Linked DNA regions of Homo sapiens: region 2 is linked to region 1. The links are chromatin loops, found by intact Hi-C in ENCODE. Cell type or tissue: heart left ventricle. All regions are shown on one strand. Each heading gives the region's core, and the rest is flanking DNA. Links, peaks and the distances in the headings are about the cores only.

Region 1 (15,457 bases), core at 6,313-10,312:
GCTCACGCCTATAATCCCAGCGCTTTGGAAGGCTGAGGCAGGTGGATCACTTGAGGTCAGAAGTTCAGCCTGGCCAACACGGTGAAACCCTGTCTCTACTAAAAATACAAAAATTAGCCAAGTGTGGTGGTGGGCACCTGTAATCCCAGCTACTTGGAAGGCTGAGGCGTGAGAATTGCTTGAATCGGGGAAGCAGAGGTTGTAGTGAGCCAAGATCACGCCACTGCACTCCAGCCTGGGTGACAGAGCGTGATTCCATCTCAAAAAAAAAAAAAAAAGAAAAGAAAAATGAAAGAGGTAAAGGGGCATCACGAAGGCAGAGGTGGTAAAGAACCATTAGAAACTACTTGACGGCAACCTTCGAAGAAAGGAAACCGCTAGATAGCTCCTGCTCACCTCTTAACTCACCTCCTTTCTCTCTAGCCCCCAAATGCCCTGGTTGAGACCCTCAGTGTCTCATGTCTGAATTCCCATCACACCAGCTGGTATGGGCATTCTGATGCTCATCTCCTCCCACTTTCACCCAGTTGACCCTGAGTATTCATTAGTCAGGACTTCTTTGATTGCAAGTGACAGAAACCTAATGCCCCAAAATAGGTCCCACTTCAAGCCCAGCTGGATCCAGATGCTTAGAGGATGTCATGGAATGTCCCTGTCATCCCTTGGCTAGGCTATTCTCTGTGCTGGTTTAATTCTCAGACTCTTGCCCCGCAGCATCAAGATGGTGTCAGCAGGCCCAGGTTTATATCTCAACAGTTTAGTAATCAAGGAAGAAAGATAACAACAGCTCTAGCAGAAGCCTCTGGCTATATCCCTGGAACCCTTCCTAAGACACTATTGGCTAGATCTGGTTCCTGTGCTCGCCCACCCCTGGACCTAGGGATAGAGGTAGAGTCACTGGGCCATGTGGGCAGAACAGTGGTTCTAAGGAAATTGAAGTCCTTTTGCTACAGGAGGCAGGATTGAAAGTTAAAGGCAAAAAACAACTGATGCCAACCACATCTTAACAGATTTATTGATGTTACCTCATCTTTCACCATGTTCAGAAACCCAAGGTTCTCTGGTTCATGGTGCTCTTTGTCAACCACATCATGTCCAATCTCAACTACCTGGCTCTCAAGGCCCTTGAGAGGCCCCACTTGGCTAATCCCATCTTGCCATCCAAACCCTCTTTTCCAGTTCATCCTGTCTCCTTCAGTGTGCTGTGAGTTCATCCCACTTCCCTGTCTGCTGCTTTTTACATTTTTTTTAGACAGAGTCTCGCTCTGTTGCCCAGGTTGGAGAGCAGTGACGTGATCTCAGCTCACTGCAACCTCCACTTCTCGGATTCAAGTGATTCTCCTGCATCAGCCTCCCAAGTAGCTGGGATTACAGGCACCCACCACTATGCCTGGCTAGTCTCCCCTTTTGCTTCTGATGTTACCCCCTCTGGAATGTCATTACACAACTCCTTGAGTAACTAAACTTGCTTTTCTGTCAAGGTTTAGCTTGAATTCCACGAGGTCTATGAATGACTTCAGGAAATATGAACCTTTCTCCTCTCTCCACTCCTGTTGCCCTTGCTGTCAGTATTGTTGAGTATTTGACTGTGTTTGAGGCGTTGTGCTAGGGTAGAAGGCATGGCACCTGCCTTCCGGAGCTTGCGGTTTAATGGAGAAAATAGACAAGTGAATAGTCAGTTACCAAAGTGGTCAATTCTAGGACACAGAAGCTAAAGGGAGGGTAGAAGTGATGACCAGCCAGAGGAGGTGATGCTGGAGTTAATCATACTTAAATGATAATCTTTTTTTTTTTTTTTTGAGGCAGAGTTTCACTCTTGTTGCCCAGGCTGGAGTGCAGTGGCACAATCTCAGTTCACTGCAACCTCTGCCTCCCGGGTTCAAGGGATTCTCCTGCCTCAGACTCCTGAGTAGCTGGGATTATAGGTGCCTGCCACCACGCCTGGCTAATTTTTGTATTTTTGGTAGAGATAGGGTTTCACCATGTTGGCCAGGCTGGTCTCGAACTCCTGACCTCAGGTGATCCGCCCGCCTCGGCCTCCCAAAATGCTGGGATTACAGTCATTAGCCACTGCGTCCGTCCAAGAATCTTGTCTCTAGGGTAGTGTAACCTTTAGGAAGTAGACAACACTAGGTGGATGGGCTTCTCTTTAATCTTTCCCTCATTGTAGGGCAGCTGAGAATGAAGCTCTCCCCTGCAAAGGGGTGGGCGATTGGCTCTGCACACAAAACAATGGGCCAAAGCTGAGTGGAGGTCGTCACCTCTCCCCCTCCAACCTCTACTGGCTCCGTGTCTTCACAACATCATGGGGACATTGTCTTCAGCCAGCAGCCCTTTGGCCTGGGTGATACCACCATGCACCAACCTGGAAGTCAGATCTCGTGGGCTTCAGGCCCAGGGGCTGCAGGAAATACATTGCTGGCTGTATCACCTTAATTTTAGCCCCAGGGGAAGGGGCCCTTCCACTATCTACTGGGAACACTATCTCTAATTGCCCTTCCCTGTGTGTGCATTTGGCGATTTACATTTAGATATAAATTAACTACAACTTTCAATAAAATTAAAAATTTGGTTCCTCAGCTGAACCAGCCATGTTTTAAGTGCCCAAAGCCACATGCAGCTAATGGCTATTGTCTTTGGACAGCACAGATATAGAGAACAGTTCCATCACCGTGGAAGGTTCTATTAGACAGCGCTGCTCTAGCATAATGGCAACCTTTTTTCCATCACAAACAACTGACTGAATATGCCTTCTCCTTGAGCCCAAATTTTGACAAAACATCAAAAAGAGGGTGAGAAAGTAAAAGTAGTGTAATGACCCCTAATAATCACAACAATTGGCCATTGGTCCTGGTAAATCATCATACAGGCTTTGGCATAGAAGAGATAGACTGCAGATTACATGTCATTCTTGGAACCCTCTAAGTCATATATTCACTCATCTCTCTCACTCATGAACATACAATGATAATAATCATAATGATCACATCAGCCGCAACAATAAAGTGAATGCTTACTTAGTACTTACCTTTGAGCAAGGCACAATGCTAGACATTTTATAGACAGCACTTCATCTAATTTTCACACTAACTCTAGGACACGGTCATTATTTATCTCCTGTAGCAGATAGCTTTGTGCCTCATGACACATCCACGATCCACTGCTGATTTCAGCCACAGCGGCAGTGGAGAGTTCTCTGCAAGCTCATTCTTCCCAGTGAAAATTGGTGCCCCTGGGGCAATCCTCAGCCAATGAGGGACGAGTCTGGAGAAAAGTCTCAGGCTCCCACCCTTTCAGAGGGACATCTCTGGATGCATTTTATATGATTTCTCTGAGCATCCCTAAGAGGATGCCCAGTCCTCAATCAGCCACAAGAGTAACCAGCCCAATAATATGCCATATTGTTTTTCTCACTTAAATCTGCCTCATTTTCTCTCTTCCTACATTGCTTCTTTCTGGGATCACCCTCAACACTACCTTTAATAAACTACCTGCATCCAGGTCCTTGACTCAGGCTCTGCTTTGCAGGGATCTCAAAGTAACTCACCCCTACTTTATAGATGAGGAATTTAGGGTTTAGAACGGTTGACATTTCTCTAAATTCCCATTACCATGAAGTGGCAGACCAAGGATATAAACCTAGGTTTGTCCCGATTCCAAAGATTTAATTCTTAACCATTATCTTATGGTGTAAATTGGAATGTAAGTACATAAAAGGGAGGTGATAATAAAAGCTCTGAGTCTGTTCTTATTTATAGAATAAGCGGATTATTTATAAACTTCAAATCTCTGAGTTACTTCTCTAAAAGGAAGAAATCAGTGAGCTCATGTCAATATTTACATTTTCTTCACAGTGGTCATTTGGTACCTAGAAAGTATCAGCAGTAGCTTCCAGGTTCATCTTGCACTGAAAATATTTCCTGGTATCAAGGAGCCTGTGCAAGGAAGAACAAGAAGAGTGATTCTAACAGGGAAGGCACAGAGTGTTTTTTTTTCTTCAGGACTTTCAGGAAGGAAAACTCTCTTCCTTTACTGACTACTCTTCCAATACCTGCTTTTCTGTCATCTTAGAGCCCAGTGACCCTCCAAGGGTCAGAAGCAGGGTCATCTGAGTAAGAGTAGAAGCTTCCAGAGACTTCACTCTCCAAGCCGTGATTTGAGAAAAGGATCAAGAACGAATTCTAGGACAAAGGCCCTTGCAAATGCAGTTTCAGGGACTCACTCAGAGCTTCTTTGGGAAAAAAGAATGGAGCTTATCTCCTTCCCCCACCGTCAATCTACTTCCTGTTCCTACTCCAGGGATATACGATGTCCCACTCAAGCTTGTAACACAGAATCCCAGCACAGATCAACAGATGCTGCTACACATGCACACACTTGCGTATGTGTGCGCCCAAGGAAAGGCTGTTCCGGAATGCTTAGGAAAGCCAATTGTCACTCTAAGAAGGGACCAGCATGATGTACTGGCATGCCCATCATAAAAAAATCACTACTCCCACCTCTAGGTTGTCTTGGTTTACTTTATAACAGCAGTTCTCAAAGAGTGTTCCAGTAACTCTTGAGGGGACTTGAGCCGCTTTCAGGGAATCTGCAAGGTCAAAACTATTTTCATAATATTATTATGATGTTATTTGCCTTTTTTACTTGCCTTCTTTCATGAACATAATTGGATATTTTAGAGGCTACATATTGACGTCACAACAAATTGAATGCAAATGCACATACAAGAATCTGTCTTCTCTTAAGCCAGACAATAAAGCAATTTGCAGAAATGTAAAACAATGCCACTGTTCCCACTGTATATTTTCTTGTTTTGAAAAATATAGTTATTTGTCATAAGAATATGTTATTTATGTTACCATGTAATGGGCTTGTTATTGTTATTTTCAATGAATTAATACATTTTTTTTTGAGATGGAGTCTTGCTCTGTTGCCCAGGCTGGAGTGCAGTGGCATGATCTCAGCTCAATGCAACCTCTGCCTCCCGGGTTCAAGCAATTCTGCCTTAGCCTCCTGAATAACTGGGATTACAGGCACAGGCCACCATGCCCAGCTTATTTTGAATTTTTTTAGTAGAGACAGGGTTTCGCCATGTTGGCCAGGCTGGTCTCGAACTCCTGACCTTGTGATCCACCCACCCCAGCTTCCCAAAGTGCTGGGATTACAGGCGTGAGCCACCATGCCCAGCCTCATAAATACATATTTTTTAAATTTTCTCAGTTTTAATTCTAATATGGCAAATAACAAGAGCTACAACCCACATAAGCCAAAGCCCTGATAATTTTAGGAGGTCCTCAATAATTTTCAAAAGTGTAGAAGTCCCTAGACCATGAAGTTTGAGAACTGCTGTCTTATAGAATGCCTTTGAGTTCCACTCCCTACTTTCCAGATGGGAAAGTTGAAGTGCCATTCAAAATTATATAGAAATGTAGTGGCAGAGTCATGAGTAGACCGTAAATGGAAAGAGGAGATGATTCAAAAAGGCAGCATAGAAGTGTTTTAGGTCATTCCCTAGGACCACGTTCGAATGTTTTCTAGGAAAACGTTCCTGAATTCAATTTCATAATTAAACAGCATATTGAAAGACAATTTTCCACAAAAACAAAAGCGAAATCATGACTCTCACATAGGTATTAAATGAACACGTCAAAGATTTTCTCTAACTCATTATTAATAAGGAAACAAGGCAGATGTTACCAGTGGCCAAAGCAAAAATAAATAAAAGAGATTTAAAGATCAGGAATACTGAAATGAATTTGCAAATGGGTGCAAAATTGGCCTCTTTCACAAAGGAGGAGACAAGTCAGTTAGGCCTCCACTAGACATGATTCAGTTGCATGTCTAAAACAAGGATTCTTTTGCATTGCTATCAGTTATCTACAATTTACAGTTACGAAATAGCTCAAAGGCAAGGAAAGGCACTGAGCTCCCACAGAATCAGAATTAGATAATTCCGAGTCAAGTGCTGAGGCTCATGCCTGTAGTCCCAGCTACTCAGAAGGCTGAGGCAGGAAGATCGGGCTGAGGCGGGAGGATCGCTTGAGCCCAGTCCAGCCTGGGAAACATAGCAAGACCCTGTTTCTAAAAACAAAAAAGAGAAAGAAAAAAAGAATTAGATAACTTGGAAGAGTAATACTATAAACAATGCATTGTTTTCTATTGAAGTACCGGTTTTTCCTTACTTTTGAGACCACTTCAGGTGCCAGGCACTGAGTTAAGCTAAGTAATTCAGAAAAAAGAAGAACTTAGTTTGTATCCTGTTCTCCAAGATCTTACAATCCATTCCTATTACATCCCATCACTAACACTAAAGAGCACCTCTTTTCTCACAGAAAGACATGGCATTTCTTAGGGCTTATCTCTATCTGTTGGGTAATAAAAGCTAACATCAATTTAGTGCCTACCGTGTTTTGGCTCTTAACACCCTCCCAAAAGCCTTATCAGATAATAATATCCCCTCACATTACAGAATAGGAAACAGAAGCTAGAGAGTTAAGTCCCATGTCCAGAATCTCAACCGGTAAGGTTGTTTTGAGGGCCCAAACCTCAGAAGATCCAGCTCCACCTTCACGCTCTCCCTTAATCTGGTGCGAAGTCAGCAAAGGGACTCCTCGTTGGCAAGAAACGCATGATGCAGTTAGTATTCACACCAGAAAGGGCAGTCATTTTGACCCTTGAGAATCATGTGTTTTTATTAAACCCCTTAACTCAGTCAGAATTTTTAACAGCACTTTGCTTAGTAATAGACATGGTAGGACCTGAAAGAGATGTTTTGGTTCCTTCATCTTTCTTGGTGGATAACTATTTCTAGACGGTCTAGGAAGAAGAATTTATAAAGGTATTCTCTCAGAGAGACATGGGCATTACAGATGGAGTTGAGAAGTTGTGCCGAGGGTTGGCTCAGAGCAGGAACTGGCAAACCACAGCCTATGGGCCAAATTTGGCTGGTTTTTAGATGGCCTATTAGCTAATAATGGTTTTACTGTTTTAATCATGGAAAATTGTTTAAAAATATTTTGTGACATGAAAATTATAGGAAATTCAAATTTCAGTGTCTATAAATTTTCATTAGAATACAGTCACACCCATTAGTTTCATGTTTTCTGTGCCTGCTTTTAAGCTACAAGGTTCATGCCGCAAGACAGCTTTCTAAAACAGATTTGGAAACCAGGGTGATGTTACAATTGGTCAAAGCAAAAATTTAAAAAGAGACATTTAAAGATCAGGAATACTGAAATGAATTTCCAAATGGATGCAAAACTGGCTTCTTTACTGAAGGGCAGACAAGTCAGTTGAGCTTCCACTAGACAGGATTCAGTTGCATGTCTAAAACAAGAATTCTGTTCCATTGCTATCAGTTATCTACAATTTACAGTTACAAAATAGCTCAAAGACAAGGAAAGGCACTGAGTTCCCACAGAATCAGAATGAGATAACTCAGAGCCAAGTGAAATGGCACGTCTGCAGTTCCAGCTACTCAGCCAAATAGTTCTTCTATTTGCAAGATTGTCATAGATACTGTATGGCCTACAAAAGTGAAAATATCTATTATCTGGCCTTCTACAGAAAAAGTTTGCCAATTCTGGCTTAGAGTGACCTTCTGTTTCAGAATAATTTCTCAGAAACACCAGAGTAAGTAGCTCAGAACGACTTCAAGATGGCATGTCCTAAAGGCCACAGGGCTCAGAATTACTGGGGGAAATTCTGTTATTTCAGGAGACTTGGTAAAAAGGCCAAACCCCACTAGAGGCTTGAAATCCTAGCCTGAATACCACTTTGGGAAGGTTCTCCGCTAGGTTTCCCGCAATTGGCACCGCTATCACTCCATGGCTGTTCTGGTTCATGTTCTGTGGAAATCCACTTGCCTTTACCATTCTTTACAATAATTACAGCTAAGTGGTGCCTCCTGTGTGGAATTTGCCATCCCTGACCGGAACAATCTTGCACATCGTTCTTCTTTCTCAAGAGCGCCCTCTGCTGGTCAGTTCTCAGAAGGCGCCACATCATCGCGTCTTTCGTCTGCAGATGCTCTTTGCAGCCAGAAGCCGAAGGTCATTTTGATCTAGAGAAGAAAGCATTTTGGCTATTGTCTCCATGGCTGTTCGAATTTTCATTCGAGTACATAGGCATTACTGCGTCAAGATGTAGAACTTCTTCACTGTAGAAGACGCTGAGAGAACAAAACTCCCTTTGAACGCAAACCTTTGAATGCAAAGTAATAATCCCTTAGGTAAGCAGGAAAGGCCTAGGTAAGCAATGCCCTGCTGCATGCTGGATCCCCAAATTACTTGATAATAAGGCAAAGCTGAGTGCATAGTTTCCACCATAAGGAAGTCTCAATAGGAGGAAAACAGGGTCTTATTTATGAAGACTCTGACGTCTGGTTTAAGGGAGATCTTTTAATGTAGGAGAGGGAGGTTGGATTAGAATTGGGTAAGGATTGTGACATAATAGTTTAGGATTGGTGGACACATCAAGGGAATGTGAATCTAGGAATGTAAACTGTCTGTTGATGACTTGAGACTTTCCAGAAAGTTCTCCCATGAAGCATAAAGATTTGCAACTTGGCTCTTCCAGGGCAAGAGTCTCTGGACTAGTAAAGTTATGGTCTTCAGTGTGATGAAATAGTAAATAGCTGGTTAGGGTTCTCAGCCTCATAAGATGGTGAATGTCATCGAGGAGGCCAATTGTGAATAGGATGTGAGTGTAGCCATTGCCCTGGTGACTTAGTACAAAATGTTGGGCCCGCTCTGGGCTTCCAGCTTTGTTAGGGGTGACTGGAAGTGTGTTTATACCTCTTTCAGTATGTTTGGACATGGCAGCTCTGCAGCTATAAGGTAGTCCACTAGGAAAAGGGATGATCTTTCTAGGCTGCTACGATACTGGTTTGACATGAGCATCTATGTTAGGCTGGAAGGTGCAAAGTGAATGAGAGACAGACCCTTGGGATCCTGCCCCAGCTGGGGAGGAGCTCTGCAGAGGCCCACATTAAAAAGCTACTGAAGGTGCACAGTGGACAGTGCCCAGGCTTGGTTGGATGTGGGGAAAAGTCAGGGAAACCTGCACATGGTTGAAGTCAAAACTGAGATTCAAAGGGTGATGGGAACTCACTAGGCTGGGAAAGGATCAAGGGAAATGCAAGAGAACAAGGGGGTTTATTGTGGAGGGTGAAATATTGACTTTTAGCCATGTTGGCTGTGAGGTAGAGAATGGGGCTAGCCCAAGAAATGCAAAATTGGAGCTTCTCTGAGAGGTGGGGATTGAACAAGTGGGTTTATACTCATGTTTAGGCAGGGAGAAAGAGGAAGGCATGGAAAATCCCTGGAAAAGCTAAAATAACCAAAGGAAAGAGCATAAATCAAGAGTAGAGGTACACACCCCCAAGGGAAAACTGTGATGCTTATGCTGCAGCATCAGTGGCTGATGAAAGCTGGCCAGCTTCAATGTTCCTATGCTTCTCTCTCTAGGGCCAGAGATTGTCAGAGGAGCCAGAAAACTATCTTGGGACATGAGCTTGTCCCAACGTCTCGGGGCCACCTGCCCAGTGGAGAGGGCCATGGACAACACAGAGGAATGTGCTTGAGAAAGGAAGGAAAAGAACTCCCCCACCTCACAGAGTAGGACCGAGGAGGACAGAGAAGGTAATTAGTTTTTGTGGAACAGAGGATTTGGCCTATTTCTTACTCCGAATTTAGTCAACTCAATGCCCGAAAGGTTGGGAAACAGGAGTGGGAAAGAAATTGTTCCAAATGAAGGCTGCCTCTCGGGGGATCCTGCTGTGCAGGCTGCAGAAGCAGGGGTCTGCCTGGGCTGTTGCTAAGGTCTCAGGGGTTGAGCAGAAACAAATGAATGGTCCTGAAGGGAGGAAGGACAGAGCAGTGGCCCAGGAATGGGCCCAAGTTAGGAATTCGTGTGTAGAAGTCAGCACAATGAAACCCACAAAGTTCTCTGCGACAGCTGTTCTCAATCTTGAGCACATCAGAGTCACCTGTAGGGCTTGTTAAAACACAGATTGCTGGCCCAACCCTATGGCTTCAGATTCAGTAAGCCTGGGCTGGGGCTGGAGAATGTGCAATTCTAACAAGTTTCAGGTGATGCTGTTGCTGCCACTCAAGGGACCAGCACTGAGAACCATTGGTCTATGAGATCCCCAAAAGGAGTTGCTGTGGTTTGAACATCCTCCAGAAGTTCATGTGTTGAAAGCATGCTGCAGTGCAGAGAGGTGGGTCCATGTTTGCCATCCTTTAGGTAAGCAGATGAGGCTGAGCTGCCCAGCTTCACAGGCCACACTGTGGCAGAGGATCAGTGTCCCCCGGGCTCCTGAGGCGATGGAGCTCTTGTCACTTGGATAGTGTGGGAGCAGTGGGAGTTTCCTGTATGACTAAGAGCAGTACAGCCCTGACACAGAGAACCTGTAAACCTGTGCACCAAGAACCAAAGAGTGGATAGAGATGAGAATGGCCCAGGGGACACCAATGTGGGTCTACAAGGACGTGGAAGTGATCTGCTAACTACCACTCATTCCTTGGCATGTCAGAAGTACCCCCAAATTTAGGCACAACTCCTGAAAAAGGAGATCATAATGGATTCATCACAGATTGACGGTGATTTAACTTATAAATTGTGTGGAAAAGAAGTTCAAATCAGAAATTAGGTTCCCATGTGTGGTCTGTTTTGTATTACTTCCCTTAGCAATGCCTGGAATGAATGAACAGCCTAGGACAGACTTTACTTCCCAGGGTGCTATCAAAGACTGCCCATCTCCAGGAGATCCATACTTTTTTTAAAAACCAAATTCCAACTATTTCCTAACTGTGAGGAAAGGGTGTGAAAATGGCAGCAGCTTTAGAAACATACTCCACTGAGCTCTAAAGTCTGAGGCTGCCGGAAAGTTGGGCTCATTGGGGAAATAGCTCAAACCCTCATTAACAATCTAAATTATTTATTCCTACCTAGTCATTAGTGGGACCAATGAGGTCAGGTCTCAGGTTCCACCAATGCCACTAGGGAAACTCTACGTGATTACAGCTGGAAAGGGAAGGATGACAGAGATTTCTTTTCCCTAGCATTTGCTAACACCCACACCCAGCACTGAATATTAGATACCGAGCACTAAATTCCCAGGAGGCTGCTGCTCTTACTCGCCAACGCTAAAGTAGGAATGACCCAGCAAACATGAGAAATAAAGAGAAACAAGGTGTTCAAGTAGAAATGGGTATAAAGAGCAAAATTTTTCCCTTTATTATCAAACCTCAATATAGTAGCATATTTACAATATTTTCCAGGGAGCTTTTTAAAAGAAAAGATGTATAAAGAAACTATTGTGCTTTTTCTGAGCCTAGGACAGGAATTGAGGCCAGAATCTCACTGGAAAATTGAAAAATCTCTTTGAATTAAAAGAGTCACAGTGGTGGAGCTGGGAAGTATATGTCTTGTCTGCTAGCAGCTATATTCCTCCCTTTCTTTCTCATGCACTTTTTCTCTCAGGCTTAGAATTTGTTTTTCTATAATTGAAAAATGATCCATGCGGCTGTTCAGCTCTTCCAGCAATGCTGAGTTGTAAACGGGAGGTACGAAGGTGAATAGTTCATACGGATGAGTCTCAATCACCCACAATAATGGCTGAAAAGAGAGTAAAGTGTAATTTGCAAAGGATAATCCCCCCAATCCATTATGCTACACCAGACAATGCAACAGCTTCTGACATTCACCGTTCCCACTCACCTCACCACTGCGATGGCTTCCTAAACTGGTCTCCCAGCTTCTCACTCTCCACCAGCTCCCTTGTATTCTCCACACAGTACCCAGAAAGATCTTACAACCCAAGCCACAGCTTGTCACTCCTGCTTAAAACCTTCAGTGGCTTTCTGATGCACATGGAATAAAGTCCATACTCCACACCATGGCCTCCCTCCTCACTTAACAACAGTACACCCAACCCCCGGCTCACCACCCTCCTACCTCCCTGATCTTCCTTCAGTTTCACAGAAGCAAACCCTTGCTGACAAGGGGCCTTTGTGCTCATGCTTTTGTTCATGCTCTGCCCTTTCCCCATTGGGAAATCCGGTAATAGCTCATATTTGATAGCTGGCTTAGATGTAACCTCCTCCATGAGGCCTCCTCTGACCACCCTATCTAACGTAGGTCCCTTTCTGTTTACCTCCATCTCCTTTGCCTTGCTGTTTCCTGCCTCCCTGTTGGGCTGTAACCTCCATGAAGGGGAGGATCATGTCTGTCTTCATCATTATATCCTGAGTGTCCACCATGGTACATAGCACATGCTGAATGAATGAATGAATGTTCTCCACCCTCGCTCTTTACCCAGGTCGGACATCCTCCTTAACTGACTCATTGTGAGCTACCTAGGCCTTTAGATGTTGATATAGTTTGGATGTTGTCCCCGCCCAAGTTTCACGTTGAATTGTAATCCTCAGTGTTGGAGGTGGGGTCTGATAGGAGGCCACTGAATCATAAGGGCAAATTTCTCATGGATGCTTTAGCACTATCTCCTTGGTACCGTCCTCATGACAGTGGAGTGAGTTCTCACGAGATCAGGTCATTTAAGTGTGTTCCACCTCCCCACTCTCTCTCTTTCTTGCTCCTGTTCTGGCCATGGGACACGCCTGCTCCCACTTCCCCTTCTGCCATGATTGTAAGTTTCCTGAGGCCTCTCCAGAAGCCTAGCAGATGCCAGCACCATGCTTCCTGTACATGCAGAACCGTGAGCTAATTAAACCTTCTTTTTTTTATAAATTACCCAATCTCAACTATTTTTATAGCAATGTGTGAGTGGCCTAATACGTATGTCATGAACACACAATAGTTGTGTCAGACTTTGAAGTAGAAGATAGAATATCTTGTATTCTTCATCAAAAGAGACTTTTACTTAAAATGTTCACAGGTCTGAGAGCCATGGCAGGATCAGGGCAAATCTGTAGGAGTTCACCATCCCCTGCCCCTTCTTCAGCTGGCAGGCTGAACTCAGTGCTGTGGTTTTGGAACCCTGGCAAGTCTGAACCTAAAGTAAAGCGTGCTGTTTGGCACTCAGCTGTCAAGACAATACCTTCTACAAGTTGGTCAAAGGATTTCTGAGGAATGAGATTTCCCAGCCCTCTAAGGTCCCTGCAGTAGCAGCCCCTAATTCCTAGCATCTTGGAGAAAGACTAGTTCTCAAGAATTTGAAACAAAGGGAAAGGTCAGGCCTTTGCAGGCATCTCAGTTAGCAGCTCTGCCTGGTGGGGGTCACTGAGGTACTAGGGAAAGGGAAGAGAGAACAGGAATATGCATGGGAGATCTGTAAAGTAGGTGATCTAAATTTGACTGTATGCTGGTCAATATCATATGACACCATAACCTCTGCCTTATTCATTACCGGCTTTCAAGCATTCAGAGGTGGCTTTTCTGTCACTTTTGGGGGAAGAATCCACATAATCCTATCACCCAAATGTTGATCCCTGTTACTCTGCCCCCAACCCTGCCTCCCTAAACCCCTTCCTCTCCACGTTTTAGGACGCTGTATATTCCTTGTTCTCTTAGTCCTTCCAACCACTTTTCCCATATTCCATGACTCTTCCTCCTACTCCTTAAATATGAATACTGGGTTTTCCTAGGATGAAGTCTTCAGTCCTCTTTTCTTTCCCCGTCTCCTCAGGGACCTTACTGTAACAGTTTCCATCTACAACTTTATGCTGATGGCTCCTCAATGGACATCTCATCCACTCACTCACATTCATTCCTGACATTTCAGTAGTGATTATGGGCTACATCTACAGGACTTCGATTTCAACAGGTGCAGAACTTAATTCTTCAGCTTCCTCAGACTGGTTTCCTTCTACCGGTGCTCCTGTTTCTATGCAAGAATTCACTGCTTATCACATCTCTGATAGGTGACCTTCTAGAAACCTCCTTTAAGCCATCCACCTCCTTCCCATCCTATGTTTAGTCCCACCAAGTCCGTGGATCTTTCTTTCCTTTCTCTCTGGGATCTGTCCTCATGTTAGAACTATTCAGTTGTAAGTTACAAAACCCCAACCAAATCTGGCTCAAGTATAAAATAGATTTTATTGGATCACATCTCAGGAAAGTTGCATCTAGCCCCCTACCAGACATTTTTGGGAATGGCCTGTCTGTGCTTCTTGGCTGTATTGTCCTCTGTGTTGTTTTCACTGTTCGGCAAGTGTTTCCTCTGCAGTATTAGATGTGGAAGGTGAATGCTTTATGCTGTTTGCATGACTACATAAATTCCTATTCATTCCTATTCGTTTTCTACCAATAAAATTGAGTTCTACTGCCCTGCCATTTTGCTTTTAATGCTAAATCATGAAATTCCAGAGCTTGACCTTAAAAAGCAGCAAGTTTTCATATTTAACATAAAGAGTCTCAGAAAGAGATAAAGGAGATGTTTGCTCATCGGGAGGCTCCCCCAGGGAGAGAGACCTTTCTGCATTATACAACTTGTTCCAAAAATTCTGATTTCATGGGGTGTTCAATTGATAACATTCATTAGAATATAAAACCTGTTTTTCTGTGCACTGTAGAGACTTTTGTGGCTATTCCTGGTTATTACCAACTTGTTCTGTTCACTGTTTTCGGAAGACTAATTTGAACAAAGGCTTCTAGTAAAACTGCCAAGACTTTAAAAGTTGTTACAAGTTGTGAAACTGTCCTTCAAAGAGCAACTTTTACCTCTGACTGGTTGCCTTTCTTGATAATGTGTTGCCCTGGCAATACCGTTGAAATGGCCACCTCTACATTTCTGCAACCATATATGCCCTTGCAAATATTTTAGGTTTTGTGAGTCATGTGGTCTATGTTGCATTTATTCAACTCTGCCCTTGTAGCACCAAAGCAGCCAGTTAGCAAATGGGCATGGCTGTGTTCCAATACAACTTTATTTATGTACACTGAAATTTGAATTTTATATAGCTTTCACATGTCATAAAATATTATTATTCTTTTGATTTTTCAACCATTTAAAAATATAAAAACCATTCTTATCTTGGTTTTTTTTTTTTTGAGTACTCCATCTAGAAATCTCTTTCCCCAGATATTTGTGTGGCTAACTTCCTTACCTCCTTCTAGGCTTTCCTTACACTTCACTGTCTCAATGAGGCCCAACCTGACCATCTTGTCTAAAACTGCAACACCCATTATATCCCCACCGCTATTTGTTGCCCCCCTTACCTTGTTATAATTTTCCTATAGTACTTAGAACCTTCTGAATAGTAAATAATGTATTTATTTATTATTGTACTGTTTGTCTTCCCTTGCCCAATGATAAGCTCCCTGAGGTCAGGGTTGTTGTGTTTAAGCTCTCAGATGACTCCAAAATGCCTACAAGATTGCCTGGCATGTAATTGACACTCTAAACACTTTACTGAACAATTCAACAGATGAATTAATAGCCTGTCAAACCTATGATCAACCATTAGATTGGAGTTCAGGTCATTTGATAATA
Region 2 (15,457 bases), core at 4,357-8,356, 700 kb before region 1:
CAGTGCTTTGGAAGGCCAAGTAATCCCGGCGCTTTTCGAGACCAGCCTGGCCAACATGGTGAAATCCGTCTCTACTAAAATTACAAAAATTAGCTAGATGTGGTGGCACATGCCTGTAGTCCTAACTACTTGGGAGGCTAAGGCTGGAGAATCGCTTGAACCCAAGAGGCAGAAGTTGGAGTGAGCCGAGATTGCACCACTGCACTCCAGCCTGGGCAACAAGAGTGAAACTCCATCTGAAAGGTAAAATAAAATAAAAATAAAGTGAATCTTGAGAAGTAGACATTCATTGCTGTATTCTGAGAAAGGAGTATATACTTTGATGAGGGTAAGTTCAGTAGTTTAGTGTTCAGATAAATGATTATGATATGTTCAGTAGTTGAGTGTTCAGATAAATGATTATGACTATGTCTTGAAATGAACAAATAAAATTATTTGCAGATTTACCTTCCTGGGTAAATTTCCTAGAATATTAATGCTATGTGAATGAAGACAGTTGTTGATATTGACGGTAAACTGTGTGGGTGCAGATGGTTTCAGCTTTTAGTGTATCCCCTTGTAACATAATATGAAATATATATTTGGTCTTTGCCCCCCAGTTCCTGACACAGAGTTCCTAAAACTCTTGCAATTTCCTTAGTGGTGGGGTGATAGGAGTATCTTTTTAAATCTTATTCCTTGTTCTTGACACAAGAGCTTCTCAGAAACTTGCGATCTCCGGAGTGAATGGTGAGTGTCTTTTAATATTTTCATGAAAAGAGTGGTGCTAAAAGCCCCTAAATATTATAGCTTCAGAATAGGGACTGGTTACCAGGGGAATCAACCTTGTGATTAGAAGACTGAAACTTCGAAGCTTTCTCCCGACCAGTGATTGAATTAATCATACCTATGTAATGGAACCTCCTTAAAAACCCTTAATAAAGGGGCTCGAGGAGTTTCTGGGTTGGTGAACACATGAAGGTGCAGGGAGGGTGGTATGCTTAGAGAGCACATGGAAACTTATATCCCTTCCCACATACCTTGCTGCCCAATACCTCTCTTCTCTGGCCATTCCTGAGTTGTATCCTTTATAATAAGCCAGAAATAATAAGCATTTCCTGAGTTCAGTGAACCATTCTAGTAAGTTATTGAACCTTAGGAGGGGTTCTTAGGAACTGCTGATTTATAGATGTCAGAAATATGGGAGGCTTGGATTTTTGATTGGCATTTGAAGTGGGGAAAGGGAGGCAGTCTTGTGGGAATGAGCCCTTAACCTGTGGGGTCTGCACTGTCTCTGTACAGTCAGTGTCAGAATTAAATTGTAGGACACCCTGTTGGTATCCACAGAGAACTGGAGAATTGCTTGGTGTGGAAAGCTTCTATACATTTGATGTCAGAAGTGTGAATATAGAGGAAACAGTTTTTCCTTTTCACCCCCTTATTGCCATTCTTTGGCCTGAGCTGATGGATTCACTACTGGGGATGTGATCAGTCTAGATCTTCTCTGCTATATATAGTCTCTTAGTCATGTATCATTTCCCAGATGGTTGTTTCAACATTCAAGTGTTAGGTTTTTCTGTTCTTTTTGTTGGATGATCATTTGTTTAATCATGTGGTAAGACAACAGTTGGACAGCAGCATTTAAAACTTGAGGACACACCATCTGAGCCCCTGTAAATAAAATATACCAAGAGAAGGATTATGATCAGTTTGTTGTCTTCCTCTAAGCCGTGACTCAAGAGTGTCCAAATTAAGCTAGAAGAACAGATTTTATCTCCTATATAATGAGGAGATGCAGTACCAGGTATGGGATTATTAGTCAAATCATAAAGTTAATTAATTTTATGATTTTTTGGTTAGCTTACCAGATCTTTTTAGTATTGTTAAAGATGCCAGAGACATCTGCAGGGCTATAAGCATACCATTTCCCCCTAAAACAGCACGTTTTCTCTCAAGACACCAATATTATAATTAATGGGCTCTTTTTGAGTTCCATTTTCTGAACCTCTTGGGCAAAGAGTTCTGTAGTTGTGGTAGCATTGTTTATTATAGCTTTCCTGCTTTTCTCTGAACCATAGCATGCCGGAGACTCTCTACCTCTAGGCCTCTTATAAAGTGAAGAGGATTGAAGACAGCAGAAAGCAATCCAGAATTTGAGTGATTAGGGTTTCGATTCTCAAACCAAGACCCACTTTTTCTCCTTTCATGAAGCTATCTCTTTTTCTAAGAGGGTAAATTGATGAATCAAAACAGATCTTGGATGATAACAGGGACTATCCTGAGGTTAGTTAGGAGTTTACCAAAGTAACAAGCCTCTGTCCGATTTGCAGGTAGTAGCCAGTAGGTTTTTGTGTTACAAATCCACTCACTGGTGGCCACTCAGTCGTCTGTTTTTGGTCAAAATACTCCTGTGGTTATTGTCAAATCCTTTTGCTATGCTCTAGGGCCACTTATGAAGAGTGGTCTGGCTCCAGGCAGTGAAATTTATGGTGTCAAGACTATTAATTTGGTTGTTCTAAAGTGAAAGAGAAGTAGTGTGTTTTACTTGTCAGATCGGGTAAAGTGAGATAGTCTCCAAATATGCATAATCTGTTCCCTAGTTCTCTTTCAAGCTTTCTATCTGTGAAAGTTTGTGTACAAAAGCTAGCTCCCACAAAAGGTCCCAAAGGTCTCAAGCATAGTTTTGGTGGAGACAGGAACATTTTGTTGTTTTGTTTTGGTTTTTGATAGGCTATTTATCCTTGTATTTTACCCAGAAAATCATTTGATCTCATTACAAGGAAATGGAACCAACGGAAGCTGGGTGGCTCCTCCAAAAGGAAAATGTATATAATCCCAACTCTCAGTTTGAGTGTATGCTTTATTTAGCTAATTCATGAGTAAATTGTTTCTTTCAGAAGACCAAGTCTTTGGGTTTCAGGTTGTATGAAGTTTGTTTGGGAGGATTTGGGGGAAAGGCTGCTCATACCTATTGATAAGACTGGATGTTTAGCATGAGTTCCTTGTAATACTTGGTCCTGTCTGCTTGCCAGTTGTGTCTGGAGTCTAGAATCAGATGTAATATTCCTAGATGCCTGGGCAGGCCTGTATTTACTCATAAAGCAAGAGTTGATAGACTCCAGTGGACTCATTAAAGCTTATGGGAATATCTTAGACCGTAGAACTTTGAGAGTCTCTGGGAACTTTGCAAAATTGAGATTCAGAGTTATATTTATTCTTTACCTTTCTTGGATATTGGGGCAATATAGATAGGGAACTTTCTGATTAAGTGGAGGGGCCTTGCAAAGCTCTTTAATAACAATCCTAGAAAAATTGGGACCCCTGCCACTAGAGAGATGTTTGAATTCCACAGGTTGGCAATATGACATCAGATAATATTTTTTCTACCATAGAGCCATAGCTCCCTAGCAAGGAAAGGCTTAGTCTATCCTGAGAATAAGCAAACAGTGGACAGGACATATTAAAAACTCACTGCAGGATGTACTTGTATGAATCCATTTGGAGGTGCACAAAGAGGACCTTTGTGGTTTTGGGGTTTCATGGGTGCTAGGAGCTTAGCAAAAGATGCCTGTCTTCCATAGTGACCAGCCAGAACACCTTGTTTAGCATTTGTGTTATCCCTTTTTGGGATGAATTTCAACCTTGATAATAACTACCACCTTAGGAAGTATTAGAGCACTTAAAAGTTGTTTTAATCTGCCAATCTTAATTGGATTTCCTGCTGATGTCAAAATCCTGTATTGTAGCCAAAGCATTCTAAAATCATGGACTACCTGCAAAAGCATATCCGCTATAAGTGTATATATTAAGCTCCTTTATTGCTAAATAACCAACAAGCTAAGCAATAGGATTTCATAGGAGGTAAGCCCACTTGCGAGAAATGTGTGTTTCCAGAAAGCAACAAAGGTTGTATAACATGGGACACCTTCAAGACTACCATCAGAACTGTAGACTTGGTTTTAGGGACACCGTTAAACTTGATGATGCCTCATACTATACAACTTGCAGGCTTTATAAGGGCAGAAGGTTTTACCAGTAGTAAAGAGAAAGATTGTAGTAAGCCATTGGCATCTAGAAATTCATATGGGCTTGAGTCAGAACATTAAAAGCTTGTTCAGATCTTTCTTGTACAAATAGGCACAATGAATAGGCACAATGATTTATGATGAGAAAACCCAGAATATGATGTTGGTGAAGAGCACAACTTGGCTGTTTTATCACAGAAATAGCCATGACAGTATGTAAATGAATGAGTGTTGCTATATTACAGTAATACTTTATTTACAAAACAGGTGGCTAGACATGGGCCTTACAATGAAATGTATTTTCTCTTTCTGAAGAATTTACTCCTTTAACATTTATTGTGGTTACTGATACATTTGCAGTCATTTCTACCGTCTTACGTTGTGCTTTGTAATTGTCCTATTGTTTATATACATACTTTTTCTCTTGAATTGTTGGAGAATTTTTTTTCCAATTTTTTAATTAAAACTTTTTTTAGAATTCCATTTTCCCCCTTATTGAAAATGATGCCATTTTAATTTTTTCGTGGATCTCTTAAAGTTCTAACAAGCATATTAATCACTATTTTTGCCTACCTCCTAATTTACATGCTATTGTTTTAATTCTCTCTATATATAAAATATATATTTGTTTAAAATATATATTTTAAATTATATATTATAATTTATATATATATTTATATATATTTTAAATTATATATTATAATTTATATATATATTTAAATATATATATATATTTGTTTTGGTTTTGTTTTGAGATGGAGTCTTGCTCTGTCACCCAGGCTGGGGTGCAGTGGCGTGATCTCAGCTCACTGCAACCTCCGCCTCCTGGGTTCAAGTGATCTTCCTGCCTCAGCCTCCCGAGTAGCTGGGATTACAGGTGCCCAATACCACACCTGGATGATTTTTGTATATATATATGTATTTTTTTTTTTGAGACAGAGTTTCACTCTTGTTGCCCAGGCTGGAGTACTGTGGTGCTATCTCGGCTCACTGCAACCTCCACCTCCTGTGTTCAAGCGATTCTCCCACCTCAGCCTCCTGAGTAGCTGGGATTGCAGGCACCCGCCATCTCACCCCGCTAAATTTTGTATTTTTAGTAGAGATGGGGTTTCACCATGTTGGCCAGGCTCGTCTCAAACTGCTGACCTCAGGTGATCCTGCTGTCTTGGCCTCCCGAAGTGCTGGGATTACAGGCATATATTTTCAGTAGAGATGGGGTATCACCATGTTGCTCAGCTGGTTCTCAAACTCCTGACGTCAAGTGATCCTCCTGCCTCAGCCTCCCAAAGTGCTGGGATTACAGGTGTGAGCCACCACACCTGAGCCTAATTCTCTATTTTAACCCCACAATTTAGGTATTACTATTGTTGGTGCCTTATGCAGTCAATATTAGTCTAGATTCCCCTACTTATTTTGCATTTATTATGCTCATCATTGGTTCTTGCATCATGGACCTTCTTTTTGGGCTCATTTTACTTCTTTCTGGAGCAGACCCTCTGAAGTTTTGAAGCCAGTCATTAAACTAACTTTTTTATATGCAGTCTGTCTTTTGTTGTTCTGTAGTGTCTAGGTGTAATTTTTTTATTCAGTCTTTTTAGGATTCATCAGGATTCTTGAATCTGAAGATTTTTGGCTTTCAACAGTTTTAGAAATGTTTCCACTATTATGTCTTTGAATATTGCCTCATTCCTGTATTCTCTACTAATTTCTTATTAGAGGTATGTTAAACATTCTCCCCCTGTCCCCAATATTGATTAATTTTTCTTTTATATTTTTCATCTCTTTATTACTCTTTATCCTAAACAATTTCTTTAGAACTAGCTTCAAGTTTATTATTTCTTCAACCATGCCTAATCTTTCATCTCTTTATTGAGTTTCTAAATTCAATGATATATTTTAAATTTATAGATGCTCTACATATGATGAAATCTGCCTCTCCATACTTAAAGTACTATCTTTTTATATTTAAATATGTTCAATGAAATTATATTCTTTATTTCTGTATATGTAGTCACGGTGAGTCTGATAGGGTTGTTGGTGTTCTGCTGAGTGTCAGTCATGTTAATTTGTCTCCTCTTGTGTGTACAGGTTTTTGAGCTTAACTTGGTTTGTCATCTGTATAAATTTTTGGAGACCAGACTTCAAGGTGTGTTCCTCTAGGATTTGTACTTATTTCTACCAGTCACTTGGAGGTGTTTTAAATTCTCACCTTGGGGTTTTTCATACCTAAGGGTTATACAAATTTTGCCTTGGTGTGCAGGGCCAGTTTGTGGATAGAAACTCATGGAGGAAATTTTTTTCTCTTTCTTTTCCAGAGCCAAGGCAAAATAGGCACATTTTTTTTTGTTTGTTTTGCTATCTCCGTCTCTGGGGGATATTTCCTGGTTCCACTGAGGGAGTTGCTGGTGGGTCTCATCTGACCTCTCTCTTGCTAGGCTTTTCCTCCAGTGCCTCTGTTTGTATAAAGACCAATGAACTAAAAGACCCAGTCCATCAGTGACCAGCAGAAACTCCGTGGTAGCTGTTAGCTCTTAGACTTGGCTGCTTCACTGGATTCACGTTTTTCTTCATTTTTAGCTTTGAGGAGATTCTCAAATGCCCAGCTGTGAATTTAAGGAGATTTAAAAATTTTTTACCCAGAACTTTTAGGCATCTGTCCTAGGAGTTTTTCTCAAATTATTCACTCCACTAAATTACCTGAAACAGAAGTACTCCTCTGTTTTTTTTAATTTTTTTTTGTTTTTTTAATTTTTTTTTGAGACAGCCTCTCACTCTGTCACCCAGACTGCAGTGGTGCAATCTTGCCTCACTGCAACCTCTGCCCCCAAGGCTCAAGCGATCCTCCCATCTCATATGAGTAGCTGGGATCTCAGGCACGCACCATCACACCTGGCTATTGTTTTGTATTTTTAGTAGAGACGGTGTCTCACTACATTTCCCAGGCTAGTCTCAAACCCCCGAGCTCAAGTGATCTACCCGCCTCGGCTTCCCAATGTGCTGGGATTACAGGCATGAGCCACTGTGCTGGGCCTACTCCTCTGTTCTTTTTGTATTTTTGGTGTATACTTCAAAAAATCTTTTCGCTATGACTTTAGCGGTGTTTTGGAAAATTAAAGATTAACAAAAAGCTTTTATTATTGAAGGTCGTTCAAATATTGGGGCCCTCTTTATACTAAAGCACAGGGATGATGTTGTCACAAACACAATTGAGTTTAAGGTTATAGCTGCATCCAGAAATTAAGTGTGATGCTTTTTTCCTCCCTTTTACTATCGATTATTAAGTTACTTGGGTTTGGCAGCTCAGTCTGTGTGTGTTAGGGTGTGTTCTTATATCATTTCACTCATTTAAACTATTATAACCAATAGCTTCAATTGATACATTTTACTCACTTTAGTAAAAATTTAAAATGCTATAAAATAAGTATTGCAAAGTTATAAATGTCGGGACTTCTGGATATGCTTTCCATAATGTTAGTCTTAAAAGGCAAGAGAGTGACCTTTTTATGGGGCAGAAGATAAATTGCAGAGAAAATGCTTGAAAGCTATCATCTGAAGATCTTATTTAGATAAAACTGTAAGTTGTGCAGCAGAGGACAATATAGTTTATTAAGCTGGTAAAAATAAAATTTCTTTTACCTTGAAAAGGGCACGTTTGTAATGAGTTTTATACCTAATTTAGGACTGACTCAGCAACAAATTCTCAATCAGTATGGTAAAGTACAAACCTTATTTATTTGGGTTGAACAATAGAGTAGGGAGTTCTGAACCTGTGATCTGGGTTTCATAGGACCTAAGATCCCTGAAATTATGTGAAGTTTTGCAAATATATTTATATTCATGCATTTTCCTGGGACCAACCCTCCTTGGCCCTCACTCCCGCTTTGGCCGGATACACTTGTGCATTGTTTGAATTATATGGTGCTCCTGGCCTTACTGAAGTGGGGTTTACTATTTGAGAAAACATTTTAGAAAATGTTAAGTTTGCATCTCATAGTTTGAGAAACTGTAAAAGATAAATGGAAACAACATGATTTGACATATTGAGGAAACATGCCTTATGGGTTTGGGATTTAGAAACTCAAGTCGTCCTTACCAGGTGCATTAAATATGGAGGTGAGGAAAGTGAACTCATCTGAGTCAAACAGTGTTTTTATCCTTTTCATTTACACTAAAATCCTTTGTGTATGTGTTTACCGTACTTTGGAGGGGACATTCACTCCAGGAGAAGAAGCCCTTTTGCCCAATTATTACTGGTTGAGGGTGTCCCGGTTCTTGGTGTCTTGAACAAAGAATTGGACAAAATGCACAAAGCAAGGAAAGAATGAAGCAGCACAGGCAGAGATTTACTGAAAATGATACCACACTCCACAGGTTGGGAGCAGGCCTGAGCAAGCGGCTCAAGGGCCCAGTTACAGAATTTTCTGGGATTTAAATACCCTGTAGATGCTTCCATTGGTTACTTGATGTATGCCCTATGTAAATGAACAGGCTAAAGTGAAGTTACAAAGTTATTTACTCTGTGTATGCCCTATGTAAATGAAGAGGATATTTCCTGTCTTAGGTGGAGTGTTTCCATTTGATTTAGTTCTAGGAAGTCCTTAGGTTCCCTGCCTCCAGGCCCTATTCTCCTGCCTCACAATTATCCTCAAAACCTTGCCTGATTCCTTGAAGCAGATTTAAGACACACTATGCTTAGTGGTTGACTATTTCCAGCTGATTTTTCAGAGTAGCAAGGAACTTGGAAACTGGCTATCTGTAGTCTTACTTTATAATTCCTATTTTTTTTCTTAAGTAGCTAATAGATTTTTTTTTTAAAAAAGAACAAACATCATAAAGCAAACCTGGGGAGAAAAAAAGCAACAAAAAGTTTTGTGTGCAAATTACAAAATAATATGATTGCAATTGGTTTAAGTTGTTAGGCAGCTGTTTTGTCAAAAACTAACAATAGGGCTGAATTTATTTTTGTTAACAAATTAGAGTTTTGCTTTGATTGTGTTTCTTTTAGGCTTTTCTGCTTTTTTCTTCCTCGCATAAATGAACCAAATATTTTCTCTCTGATATTCCACAAGAGAAATCTCTCACTTAAAAAAAAAATTGTAGGACTTGTCTTTCATATAAAAAAAATCTGAAATACATCTTTTTCTGTTCCAGGTCAAAATGATTTCATTTTTCATCTTTGTTGTTGACTAATGGTAGACTTCTTGTAGGAGCTTACATGCATAAGAAGTTTTTGAGCAGTGCTCATGAAGTCTTTTGTTAGCCTTTTTTTCTATGTGGCATAAAGTAAACCCAACCTGATTTGGTTCCTGAGCTCTCTTCATGGGCAAAGAATGCCATCTTTGCTTGTTCTATCTGGAATGATTGGCCTATATCTGGTATAGATGGTTCACTGTTTAGAATTCTCATTTGCAGACATTTTTATGAGTATTTTGTGAATTTAATAATGTACTCCCACTGATTGGTATCTGTTCCATATTTGTCCTTGACAAGTTTGTCCTGAAACTTGTCCTTAAGGGCAAGCTTGTATCTTTTTCTTGGCTTGAGTCTCTATCATCCTCTTCCCACTTCCTACAACCCCCTACCGTCCTCCAAAGCAGAACAAGCTTGCACAACTTGTGGCCTGCCGGCCCCATGAGGCCCAGGGCAGCTTTGAATGTGGCCCAACACCAATTCCTAAACTTTCTTAAAACATTATGAGATTTTTTAAAATTTATTTTTATTTTTTAGCTTATCAGCTATCAGTAGTGTTAGTGTATTTTATGTGTGGCCCAAGACAATTCTTCCACGTGGCCCAGGGAAGCCAAAAGATTGGACATCCCCTGATCTAGAACAAAGGCTAATGAGCAAGAAGTTTACTTGGTAGTGATCCCATTGTGCTAAAGTGAGGGATCAGGGGAATTGAACAGGAAATGGCGGTGGTGGTGGGTGGGGTATACTGTGATGTATTATTGAGCTGTTAAATTGGATGACTGATACTCAATGTTTATGGAATCTTCTTTTAAATGTGTCTCAGAACTGTTTGCTTGGGGAACAAAAGGAAGAAACATGTATCTATTGACATCTGTCTGCTATTGCTTAAGTCTGTCCAGGCAAGCATTAACTCCAAGGAGTGAGACCAAAAGGATTTGCGCCTCTCATTTGTGGTACTTAAGAGATGTCCAATAAAATTTTGTGTACTTATTAGGACCAAGCTCAAATCTATGTGCATTCAGACTACTTTACTGACTTGAAAGTTATAGCTCTGAAAATAGAAAAAGCACAAGTAGCACATTATTATTTCTATTTTTCCCAAATCTGCTAAACAAATAGGTTATATTTTATGGTGTTTTAAGCAAAATGTTGTTCTGGTTTCTGGTGTCCAACATTCTTCCTACATAATTTATACGTTAATATCTGTAGAACTTCAGTAACAGTAAGCTCTTCCACATGGCCACTCCCTTCAGAAATGTACCACATGGCAATGTTTTCACCTTATGGAACCACTTTTTTTTTTTTTTTTTTGAGATGGAGTCTCGCTCTGTCCCCCAGGCTGGAGTGCAGTGGCACGATCTCGGCTCACTGCAACCTCTGCCTCCCAGGTTCAAGTGATTCTCCTGCCTCAGCCTCCTGAGTAGCTGGAATTACAGGTGTGCGCCACCACGCCCAGCTAATTTTTGTATTTTTAGTAGAGACGGGGTTTCACCATGTTGGTCAGGCTGGTTTCGAACTCTTTATGTCGTGATCCACCTGCCTCGGCCTCCTAAAGTGCTGGGATTACAGGTGTGAGCTACCATGCCCGGCTGAAACCACTTTTTTCCCTTAGCTTTAAAAAAACTTTTACTTGGAAATATGTATAGACTTACAGAAAAGACTTCTAAAAATAAGGAAATTAACATTGACATCATAAACTAATCTGCAAACAATTCAAACTCTAACAATTTCCCTACTAATGTACTTCTTCTGGTCTGGGATCTAACCAGAATTCCACAATACATTTAGTTGTCATGTCTCTGTAGTCTCTGTAATCAGTCTTTGTCCTTCATGACCTTGACACTTTTGGAGAGCGCTGGTCAGTTATTGTCTAGACCGTCCCTCTGTTGGGGTTTGTTTGTTGTTTCCTCATGATTAGAGTGAGATTATGCATTTTTTGCAATAATGCCACAGAAATGATGGTATGCCCTTCTCAGGGCATGATGTCAGGGAGTACATGATTTCAAATGTCTTATTACTGGTGATGTTTACTTTTTTTTGAGACAGAGTCTCACTCTTACCCAGGCTGGAGTGCAGTGGCAGGATCTCGGCTCACTGCAACCTCCACCTCCTGGGTTCAAGCAATTCTCTTGCCTCAGCCACCAGAATTACAGATGTGTGCCACCATACCCAGCTAATTTTTTTTTATTTTTCATAGAGACGGGGTTTCACCATGTTGGCCAGGCTGGTCTCGAACTCCTGATCTCAAATGATCTGCCCACCTCAGCCTCCCAAAGTGCTGGGATTACAGGCGTGAGCCACTGTGCCTAGCCTAGGTGATGTTTACTTTGCTCACTTTACTTAGATAGTGTTTGTCAGGTTTCTGCACTATAAGGTGACTATTTTTCCCTTTGTAATTAATAAGTACCTTTTAGGGAGATACTTTGACACTATGGAAATATCCTGTTTCTCATACTTTTGTCCACTAATTTTAGCATCCATTGATGGTTCCCTGCAACAGTTATTAGCTATGATATTTGCTTAGTAGTGATTATTTATTTCCATCATTTCTTCCACTTTGAATTCCACTTTCAAATTTATTAATTTGAAACGCTAATTTATTTTTTATCAATTTGGACTTACGGGCATAATCTATTACTATCATTATATATATTATTGCTCAAAATGTTTCCACCTAAGCCATTAAGAGGTCCCTCTAGTTAGCTCCTATATCCTTTTTTAGCTACCCCTGTCATTTTTTGAGCACTCCTTTTTGGCATCAGAAGCTGTTCCAGGCTCATCTATATTTTATGTTCTAAGCCTGAAATCAACTGTTTCTCCAAGGAGCGTTGGTTCCTTATATTATAGACTGGTATTTAGAAACCAAGATCATAGAGCTAGATGTGCTTACTGCTTCTCAGAAGACATTGGAAATGTATGTATGTGTATTAACCCATGTATACACACATATATAGTTCTTTTGGTTTTTCTTTTTGTAATAGTCAAAATACTTACGATAGCTCTTTCTATCTCACCCTCTTCATTTGTCATGTTATTCGTCTGCGGTACAATTACGTTCACTGGTTACTGTTTATTCTATTTTGGGTTGTCCTCCTCACATCCTGGTTTATTTATTTTGGGGGTATGTAAAACATTGTATGATTTTAAGAGTCAGAATTATTTTAAAAGGTATACTTAGAAAGGTTTTACTCCTCCTTTATGACTATTACTCTGTTTCTTTTTCCCATTCCCTTCTGCCCTGTTCCCACTTACTCTTAACCAGTCTCATTAATTTATGATTTATTCTTTTTTTTTCTTTTTTCTTTTTTTTGAGATGGAGTCTCACTGTTGTTGCCCAGGCTGAAGTGGAATGGCATGATCTTGGCTCACTGAAACGTCTGCCTCCCAGGTTCAAGTGATTCTCCTGCCTCAGCCTCCCAAATAGCTGGGATTACAGGCACCTGCCACCATGCCTGGCTAATTTTTTGTATTTTTAAAACACAAAACATTTTTAGTAGAGATGGGGTTTCACTTTGTTGGCCAGGCTGGTCTCGAACTCCTGACCTCATGATCCGCCTGCCTCGGCCTCCCAAAGTGCTGGGATTACAGGCGTGAGCCTCCACACCTGGCCAGTTTATTCTTTTGTACAAATGAATATACATATGAAAGAAAAATATATATATATTTACATTCCTTTCTGTTTTTCATGAAAGGTAGCATACTATAGATACTCTTTCACATTTTGCATTTTAAATTTAATGTGTCCTGGAAATCACTCAATATAAGTTCATAGAGATCTTCATTCTTCTTTATAGCTGTATAGTATCCCATTGTGTTGGATACATTGTAGTTTATTCAACCACTCTTACATATGAACATTGAGCATCTAGGTCGCTTCCAATATTTCGTAATTACAATGCTGTAGTGGATAACCTTGTGCATATTAATTTTGTATTGTTGGAGGTTTAACTTCAGAGTAGATTCGTAGAAGTAGAATTGCCAGGACGAAAGCTAAATGCATCCATAATTTTTACTAAGGGTTGTTAAATTTCCTTCCAGGAGGGCTCTACCAATCTTCATTCTCACCAGCAGTGTTCAAGAATATTCTCCCACAGCCTTGATAACAGAATATATTGTCATACTTTTTAATTTTTGCCAATCTGATAAAGAAGAAATGGTATCTCAGTGTTGTTTTAATGTCCATTTTTCTTTTTTTTTTTTTAATTTTTGTGACAGAGTGTTATTCTGTTGCCCAGGCTGGAGTGCAGTGGCATGATGCAGCTTTGAACTCCTGGACTCACGTGATCCCCTATCTCAGCCTCCCAAATAGCGGGGACTACAGATGTGCACCACCACACTCTGCTAATTTTTAAAATTTTTTCTGTAAACGTAGGGTCTTGCTACGTTGCCCAGGCTGGTCTCAAACTCCTGGGCTCGTGCAATCCTCCTCCCTCAGCCTCCCAAAAGACTGTGATTACAGGTGTGAGCTACCATGCCTGGCTGCATTTTTGTAACTATAACATTTTTTTTCATATATTTAAGGGCCATTTTGTGTATTTCATTTTATATATTTTTGGTTCACTTGTCTGTTGATATCGGGTTTTTGGTCCTTTCTCCCTTGATATTCAAAAGCTCTTTACATATTAGGGGAATGTCTGTTGCAAATATTTTCTCCTAGTTTGTCAGTTGTCTTTTGACTTTGTTTATGGTAATGATGGTGTTGCTGTTTTACCATGTGTTATATTTCATTTTTATGTGGTCAAATTATCTTTTTTTGCCTCTATTTTAAGTCAGTCTCTACACTGAGATCAGAGAGTAATTTACTCATGGTTTCTTCCAGTAATTGTATAATTTTATTTTTTGTACTTGGGTCTCTGGTACATTTGGAGTTTATTCTTTTGTACGGCATGAAATGCAGATCTAATTTTATTTCATTTTTTTCCAACTGGCTACCCAGTTGTCCTGACACCATTTATTAAAAAGTACATCTTTGCCCCAGTGGCTTGAGATGCCACTTTCATCACATGCTAAATTGGACGGAATCACCTGTAAAGTTCCCTTTTTGCTATTTTTACTTTGTCATGGTGTGATTTGTCTTTTGCTATCTGTTCATTGCCTGTGGTGACAAATGTTTGTTCTGAAAGAATAGTTAATTATTGCAGCAATAATCTTGAAAGCTAAAGCAATTTACCGTCTGGCTCTGTGTTTATAAAACACTGTTACCCAAATTGAACCCACAGCTCTGAGATATTACTCCTTCTGTCTAAATGTTATCAGTGTCTGTTCTATTGTAAAATCATTAGGCTGAAATGAAGCTTTTTAAAATTAGTCTCAGTTCTACTTTGGAACCATTGTACTGAAACCTTGGAGAACAGTCTTATGAGAACTGGCTTTATTCATGTTTATTGTCTTTGACTCCTGGACTTGTTTCCTTCATTCAGCTGCTGGATCTAGGTAGACAAATTGTTATACCAGGCTATTGTCAGAGTAGATTCATTAGAATAATAAGGTAATTTAACTTTCATGTGCACCTATATCCAGAGTACAAAGTTGCCTGGCAAGAATGATGTCCTCATTAAAATTCAGAAAACCTCAAACAAAGTCCAGCCATTATTCTTCTAAAATGAATTTACATGTGAAGGAACACCATCTTACAGAATCCTCCTGTTTTCAGAATAAATAATTAGCTCTTTAGAGAAATAGATTAATAAAAGCAATGCAATATTGTACCATTTCTCCATCTTATAAGGCCAGTCTTAAGTATTTGATTAGTGCCATAGAGCTGACTTTGCTTGCAAAGCACCCCCATTTCTTGGGCTTCAAATGTCAGAGTATGTGGAAAGTGCCAGAGGAATTTTAATTCATTTCCTTTATTTTGTCTCTCTCTTAAAATACTTATTTCAAAGTGATGAAGAAAGGTGCAGGTAAAAATGAAGCCATGGCTTCTATTACGGTTTTTTTCTTTACAGTCACGTTATTCATACCTTTGCCCTCTAGAGGGAGCAAGAAGGTTATAGTTGTTAAGTAGTCATAGTTCCTGAAAAAACTCCAATCTTACCTCCCTTACCTCCCCAACCCAGATGGAAATTTGTTTCAGTAGGTGGGGCTATTTCCTTGGAAATAGTATTATTTATTTCACTCCTCAAGCTCCCCACTGTGGTCCTTTTCCTCCATTAAGGTAGAGAGACCTGTAAATTCTTTTCTCCCGATTCCTACCAGCAACAAAAATGTTAGAGAACATGGCCAAAGACTAAACCATAGTTTAATTTGACTAGTTAGAGAAC

The links. A loop is a pair of places that touch in the nucleus more often than their neighbours do. Peaks named below come from ENCODE experiments on the same cell type or tissue, not always from the same donor. Only the 100,000 strongest peaks of a DNase experiment are listed, where the experiment ranks them.
Region 2: it touches region 1 in a loop (4-fold over the local background); 51 of 110 quality-filtered maps call a loop at or near these places.

What each region holds. Positions count from the first base shown.
Region 1 is chr14:51,971,308-51,986,764 of GRCh38, forward strand. LOC105370497 (a long non-coding RNA gene) reads right to left here. Exons shown (of 3, transcript XR_007064166.1): 3 at 11,219-11,622. Among named protein-coding and RNA genes, the nearest start is that of RTRAF, 11 kb to the right of the region's middle. In heart left ventricle, for the core only: CTCF peaks have their summits at 7,984 (motif pointing left) and 8,195; a DNase peak (open chromatin) is centred at 7,984; H3K27ac peaks cover 945 bases.
Region 2 is chr14:51,268,324-51,283,780 of GRCh38, forward strand. No RefSeq gene overlaps it. Among named protein-coding and RNA genes, the nearest start is that of TMX1, 36 kb to the left of the region's middle. In heart left ventricle, for the core only: no CTCF peak of the experiment used is centred there; no DNase peak of the experiment used is centred there.